Linked DNA regions of Homo sapiens: region 2 is linked to region 1. A link is a contact called in ENCODE POLR2A ChIA-PET data. All regions are on one chromosome and are shown on one strand. Each heading gives the region's core, a stretch centred on a gene start or an enhancer-like site at or near the end of the contact. The rest is flanking DNA. Distances are from core to core; before and after follow the strand shown.

What was found. ChIA-PET counts read pairs that join two places held with the same protein, here RNA polymerase II (POLR2A).
Region 2: POLR2A ChIA-PET joins it to region 1 with 10 read pairs in Panc1. The contact joins two enhancer-like sites. POLR2A ChIA-PET finds 5 or more read pairs at or near these places in 2 of 52 experiments (PC-3 and Panc1).

What each region holds. Positions count from the first base shown.
Region 1 is chr14:35,986,781-35,990,470 of GRCh38, forward strand. No RefSeq gene overlaps it. Among named protein-coding and RNA genes, the nearest start is that of LINC00609, 82 kb to the right of the region's middle. Within about 2 kb of position 2,319, at least 2 of the 41 ENCODE cell types and tissues checked have a DNase peak (open chromatin) inside an H3K27ac peak, as active enhancers do; they include PC-3, where a contact is called at or near this core.
Region 2 is chr14:37,115,379-37,119,167 of GRCh38, forward strand. All of the region lies in intron 1 of SLC25A21 (solute carrier family 25 member 21), which reads right to left. Among named protein-coding and RNA genes, the nearest start is that of SLC25A21-AS1, 55 kb to the right of the region's middle. Within about 2 kb of position 2,238, at least 5 of the 41 ENCODE cell types and tissues checked have a DNase peak (open chromatin) inside an H3K27ac peak, as active enhancers do; they include PC-3, where a contact is called at or near this core.

The DNA of each region.
Region 1 (3,690 bases), core at 1,069-3,568:
GAGCTTTCTATGGACACTTCCAGTTGCTCTGATTGTCAGGGGCTCCAGTTTTGGGTGGTAGCATGCTTCTGGGAATGGTAGTGGTTTAAGGAAGAAGTTTGAGAGGAGTAAAGAGATGGCTTTGTCAGAAGATGCTAAAAAAAGAAGTAGAATGCTTCCATAGGCAATCAGCCCTGTACTCTCCATTGTCCCCAAAGCACAGGCCTGCTCTATCTCCTTGGCATTCTCCATAGCTAGGACTTCTCCATAGTCCAATCAAACTCTCCCTTTTATGTTTATTTGAATCCTTTGGTAATTCTTTTTCTCTTCAGGATTGCCCTTGGAATTTTAACCCAACAGCACAAAACGTCTTCAACGAGGGCAAGTGTAGGGGAGGGGAGCAGTGAGATGATTTAACTTCATCATGAACTATTAGGAATGCATCTGGGCCCTAAGGAGTTTCCAGGGCTGATGGTGCTGCTTTCTTTCTACTCTTTTAGGGTTGCCCATAAGAGCAATTCATGAGAAGTTGTTCTCGTGTGCTGTGCTCCAGTGTAATTTGAGGTGGATTTCTTCCACACTCATTATACTTGGGTATGTGAGGTTGCCAGGATCATCACAGAACTTGAGCTGTCTCGTTCTTCAACTTTGGGCGACTGAGGAAAAAAGGAGCTAGAATGGTGAGAAATGAATTTTGGACAGGTCTGAGGAAGTCAGAAGTGAATTCACCTTTGCAAAAATTATAACTCAGAACATTATTACAGTGAAAGAGATCCGACTTAAATGACTCCATCTTGCTTCTGACCTTCAGGCTGCGCTTGTTCTTTCCTGGGTGTAGGTGAAATAACTTTTGGAGGAACTTAGTTTATAGTTTACCTTTGAAACAAAGTTACAGCTGACAATAACATCCCTTTCCCCAAACAAATCCTCTTCCTGCCTAGGGACTAGACAGCCTTTGCAGGATTAACAAATTAGCCACAAAATTTGAAATTATGGTTTAGGAGTCATGCAGCTGGAGGCTGCAAGATTCTGAACCTCCCCAAATTGCTCCTGGGAATAACATCACTATTGTAAAACCTAAGATTAGGGCTTGAGATATTTTGCAGACCTTGTACTCAGTGGGTCAGCTGGCACCACTCAGATCGATAAACTGGCTCATGTGGTCTTATGGCCCCCACTCAGGAACTGACTCAGCACAAGAGGACAGCTTTGGCTCCCTATAATTTCATCTCTGACCTGACCAATCAGCACTCCCCACTTTCCAACCCCCCTACCCACCAAATTATCCTTAAAAATCCCAATCTCTGAGTTTTGGGGGAAACTGATTTGTGTAATAATAAAACTCCATTCTCCCTTACAGCCGACTCTGCGTGAATTAAATCTTTCTCTATTTTTTTTTTTTTTTTTGTCTGTTTGTTTTGAGACAGAGTCTCACTCTGTCGCCCAGGCTGGAGTCTTGTTCTGTCTGCCAGGTTCAAGCGATTCTCCTGCCTCAGCCTCCCAAGTAGCTGGGATTACAGGCGCCTGCCAGCCACCACACCCAGCTTATTTTTGTATTTTTAGTAGAGATGGGGTTTCACCATGTTGGCCAGGCTGGTCTCTAACTTCTGACCTCAAGTGATCCACTCACCTCAGCCTCCCTAAGTGCTGGGATTACAGGTGTGAGCCACCGTGTCCGGCCTAAACTCTTTTGTATTGCAGTTCTCCTGTCTTGATAAATCAGCTTTGTCTAGGCAGCAAACAAAGAGAACCCATTGTGTGGTTAAAGCAGTTTAAGAAAATAAAGTTGAGATAAAACATAGCATGATATTTAAGACTTACTGTGTATCAGGTATTGTATAAGCTTCTAAAATACATCACTACTCTCAATCTTCAAATTATCTTATGACACGAGTAATGTAGATATCCTTATTTTACAGATGACAAAACTGAGGCACAGAGAGATGAAGTAAGTTGCCTAAGGTCACACGGGAAGTGGCAGAACTGGGATTTAAACTTAGAAAGTCTTGCTGCAGAACATGCGCTTTCGTACAGCTAGCATTTAGGGAAATGCCATAGCGATACTCTGGTTGCCTTCAGCTCGGGCAGCATAGGACCAAGTCTTGCAGGGTTCCTGCACCTTGAACAATATCCAGAATTATACAGAAACATTTGGACCTCCACGAGAGCCAAAAATAGACCAGCAAGGGCAAATGACTCCTGTATCTACTTCTGAATGCGTGGTGTCCCAGGCTGTCATTTCTATTAGAGATGTACTTGCCTTCCTAGGGTCATAGTGCGGTGCTTCAAGCCACACCTTCACTCTTCTACCCCGCTGCCCAACCACTGTCAGCTCCAGCCATCACCATTCTACGCCATTTCACTCCACAGCAGCTGGAATGGCTGACAGTGTTCCAATAATTGTCTTAGTTTTGGCGAGTGTTCCACACTCAAATACATCTGCTCTTTGTTCTCAGTGCCTCCCAGAAAATTCCACGATAGATAAAAATAATGTCTAGGTCCCCACTCTTGTTTGCCTCTAGGTGTGGCCATATGACTCATGCTTGCCAGCGGCATGTGAGCAGATGGGGTCTCCCAAGTCTGGGCCTTAGGACACTGAGCATGCACTCGTCCACATGCCGTCTTTCCCTTCTGGAGAGCTGGAATATAGAGGTGCCTATGACTCTGCTTTGATCAAGCAGGAAAGGGCAACACCCTAGGCTCCTCCTACTCAGAGTATGCTTCATATCCGGGCAGCCAGGCATCACCTGGGAGCTTGTTAGAAATGCAGACTCTTGCCAGGCGTGGTGGCTCATGCCTGTAAACTGAGCACTTTGGGAGGCTGAGGTGGGTGGATTGCTTAAGGTCAGGAGTTCAAGACAAGCCTGGCTGACATAGCAAAACCCTGTCTGTACCAAAATATACAAAAATTAGCCAGGCGTGGTGGTGCATGCCTGTAGTCCCAGCTACTCGGGAGGCTGAGGCGGGAGAATCACTTGAACCCGGGAGGTGGAGGTTGCAGTGAGCTGAGATAGCACCACTGCACTCCAGCCTGGGTGACAGAGCAACACTCCATCTCAAAAAAAATGCGGCCTCTCAAGCCCTATCCCAGACATCAAATCAGAACCTGCATTTTTAACAAGAGCTGGATGATTCACACGCACATTAAAATTTTATGAACCAACAGCGTAGAAAAATCCTGGTTCTCTGAGTGATCACATGGAGCATGGCTTCCCTGATGACTGTTCCTCTCATTTGAGGAGTGTTACAGCAAGAATAGCATAAGCCTCTGTGGTAAGCCACTCTAATGTGGGGTCTGTTTGTTACAATGGCTTAGCCCTCATCCTAAGTAATGCTGTATTGTTATCCTGGTTTTAAGGATGAGAAAAGTGAGATTTAGAATGTGTACCTTCAGGGCTCTGACAGGAAGCAGGATTCAACTTGAGTGGTTTGAACAGAGATTAAGGATGGAGGGCTGGTGTAAGGGCAGGGTTAAGGACAAAGTGCTCATGTAGGGTTTTTTTCCCAGGAAGCTTGGCAGTAAAGGGAAGGAAATCAACTGGTGGCTGAAAGTAGCCTGGGGGTCAGGAACCTGAATATATTGGTGGGCAGTGGGAAAGGAACCAGTAGAATGGAAAAGATCAATGTTAAGGGAGGGTTTGATGGGATCCTGAAGGAGGGGAAGAACAAAAGCATGGTCTAGGCCAGGCGTGGTGGCTCACACCTGTAATC
Region 2 (3,789 bases), core at 988-3,487, 1.1 Mb after region 1:
ACAACAGGAATTTGTTTTCTGTGAGGATCACACATACCAGCAAAAATACATGAGGACGGCCCCTGCATGGAAGACACAGGAAAGACTGAGAGGAAAAAAGAGAAAACTCTAATTTTTTAATCTCATTCCAGCATAACTCCAAAGAACTCAAGGGCTCTCCTCAGGGTTTATTTACTTTATGCAAAAACACTAACAATTCAATATTGCTAACAGTGGTGGTTCCTCCTAGAAATCCATCTAGGGCTAGGAGATGTATTTGACTTTGATATGTGCCTATTCAAGCTGCTGAGAAAAGAATTAAGGAAATGTTCCTTAAAGAGAGGAGCAGCCTGAAACATATTCACAAGGCTAAAATACTGGTGAGACAACTAAAGCATGACCAAAACATCAACTTCAATGAATTGCTTCATTTCAAACTAGTATAAGATTTCATATATAGCAAGTGTAAAATATTTTAATTGAGCTAAAAACCAATGAATGTTTCAGATCCCATAACTGTAATATTCAGCACTTTGGCTAAAGTATTTAAAGATTAAACGTTTCTTCTACTTAAAAACTACATTAAGAATGAAAATACAAATAATACATTAAATAAAAATACATTTTAAAGAAATTCACATTATATTTATCTATGTAAAACTGAACTTGTCCCAGGGAACAATCCTGCTTTAACAGAAAGGATAAGAAAACTCAAAGAGTTTTGAAGTATTGGCTTTAAAAAAAAACAACTAAAACTTACTAAGCAAGAATAGTCATAAAATTTAAATCACTCAGCAAGCACTAAGCGAATACATGTTATATGTAAGACACTGTAAACTTCAATTTTCATAACACACAGCACATGTACAATACCCTCTCTCAAGATGAGCTTGGTACCACATATACAGACCTATGTCCCACTCCGGGTAGATAATCTTTCACTGGCCTCTTCTCAGTTGGAATTTACAATTTACTACCTTACAATGCATATACATTCACTTTGTGTGCATCTTACAACACTTAAGATACAATGGTACTACAAGGCATATTTGACTTTCTCTAACTTCAGCATTACATTTGAAGTCCTTGGACATGTTATTGAAAGCCCTTACTAGGCAGACCTTTCCAAACTAACCAGAACATATCCTTTTAATAAAAAATAATAGCTATGTTCTCATTTTCAAAGTTTGTGATTAAAACCTACAGTGAAAGAATCCAGCTGAGAAAAAATTTCCTTTTGGTTCAAAAAAAAATAATGTCATTAAATTTATCGGAACAATATGAAATGAAGATGTTGTTGTTGGGTCCTTCACTTATAATAGAAACCAAATATGCTTGCTGGCTTAGTTAAATCCACAAATTATTTGTCACATAACATTTCAACAACAATTTTGAACATATAAAAGTTAAGGTACCAAAGAAAATCCCACTGTCAATGATAATCAAACTAAACAACTACACATCTTTTTGTATGTGATTTAATTGCCCAGATTTCAAAGAAAGCCACATAATCTTATGAGTTAAAATATTTCTTTTTCTTATTTTAAGCATGGCAGGACAGCTTTTCAAAACATAACTTGTAGTATTGGGTGCCATTCCAACTACCAATTCAGATCCTTTGACATGGCGGCTCAGTTTGCTAATCTTGGCTTATACTTTTAAAAACAACTTACTACAACTTTACGTGGTAGCATTCTGTTTTTCTTATAGTTTATAGCTGAAAAATGTACTCTTTAATTACTCTTGATATTGACAAAGGGCACTGTGACTCATTTTATTTTTCAACATAGAGCTAAAAGGTACATGAATCATCCTTTTGAAATTTGGAATGCAGGCAAAACAGTGGCTGTGAATGGAGTCTAAGTAAATAATTCCTCTCATCATCTAAACTTTTTTTCAGGGCATCAGCACTAGAAAAAGTCATTTTCTTAGCAGTAGCTTATTGCCCTAAAAAAGAAATGGTGAAAAATTTATTCCCAGAGCACAGTTTATTTACCATAAGATGTGGCTCAGTAAAGTGTTTTGTATGTTGGAAATGTAAAGTTAATTCTTCCTGTCAAAGCCTTAGGAAAACAGGCACATCGTAAACATACTTTTGCATTTTAGAGCTGGCTCTCTTTATTTTAGAAGAGAGTTTTTTCTATACATCCCTTAAGTCGGCATTCTTAGATGTGTAGAAATGAGAATAAGTAATTTAATAGTATCCTGGTATGACAGATCTAATATAACATATACTAGAGTACGTTTTTCACTCTCCACATGGGAATACAAAGAGGGAGAGGGGGGAAGTGTAGAAAATAAAATCCCAAGAGATGAAACTGATACCTCTCTATGAAGAACTTTTAAGCTCCTTCAAATAGTGGGGTTAAGTCACTGCCAAGGCTCAATACTGCCATCTCCTTCCTAAATGCAGAAATACATAAGCAATCTGAGGATAAAAATACAGGATCACAAAGCAAAAAGTAGTTACTGGATACATAAAATTCACCAAACATAGTTTTTTTTTGTTTGTTTTTTTTTTTTGTCATTTTGGTAGGAAGTCCAATCACTAAAGATAGTTTAAAAACTTTATTAAATTAACAAATATTTTAAGACTACAAAATGATTCTTTTTTGTATGGATTCCCCTCCTCCCAAAAAGCTTAATTTATAGTTTAAATGATAATAGCCCTCCCCAGAAACTAAACCACCTTTGCAAAACTAATGAAAGGCCACCAAGTTAGGAGGATGGTAGGAACCCGAATTATACTAACGTACAGATGTAATGGATTACCAGCCATTATTCCAGAGGTCACAATATTTGCAGCTTCTCCAACCACTCCTGCAGATAACACCACTATTGTTAGAACCTAAGAATGGACTTTTGAGATGTCTTTTCAGGTTTTTGCATTTCTGACAACTGATGGCTCCACCCAGATCCACCAACAAGTCCTGTGGCCCCACCTAGAAGCAGACTCAGCAAACAGGAAGACCATTTTCCACAGCTCTGTGATTGTACCCCCAAACAATCAGCAGCTCCCATTCCCCAGCCACCTGCCTCCTCCCAACTATTTTTGAAAAACTCTAGCCTCCAAATTTTTAGGGAGGCTGATTTGAGTAATAATAAAACTCCGCTCTCCTGTTTAACTGGTTCTGAATATGTAAAGCTCTTTCTCTATTGCAGTTCCCCTGCCTTGATAAATTGGCTTTATCTGGGCAGTGGGTAAGAAGAACCCATTGAGTGGTTACACTATTATTGATAATAGTCCAACTTATTTTTCTTATTTTAAAAGATATTTAAGGATTGAGACAACTACTAAGGAAGTACATAAAACCAACCTTAAATTTAAGCAGAGTAATTCCCTGGACTATCTTTTCTTTAGGGTTTTTATACTTATTCCTTGACTCCCATGGTTTCCTTACCTAGTAATTGATTCCTGAAAATCCACCATTACAATAATTTTTTTTTAATTTAAAGGTTTTTTCAGAGGCATTTGAACCAGAGTGACTCCATCTTGAACACAGGCTGGGTAAAATAAGTCTGACACCTACTGGGCTGCATTCCCAGGAGGTTAGGCATTCTAAGTCACAGGATGAGATACAAGCTTAGCACAAGATACAAGTCACAAAGATCCTGCCGATAAAACAGCATGCAGTTAAGAAGCTGGCCAAATCCAACCAAAACCAAGATGGTGATGGAAGTGACCTCCAGTAATCCTCACTGCTCATTATACACTAATTATAATGCATTGGCTTGCTAAAGGACACTCCCACTGGCGCCATGACAGTTTACAAATGCCATGGCAACATCCAGAAGTTACCCTAGATGGTC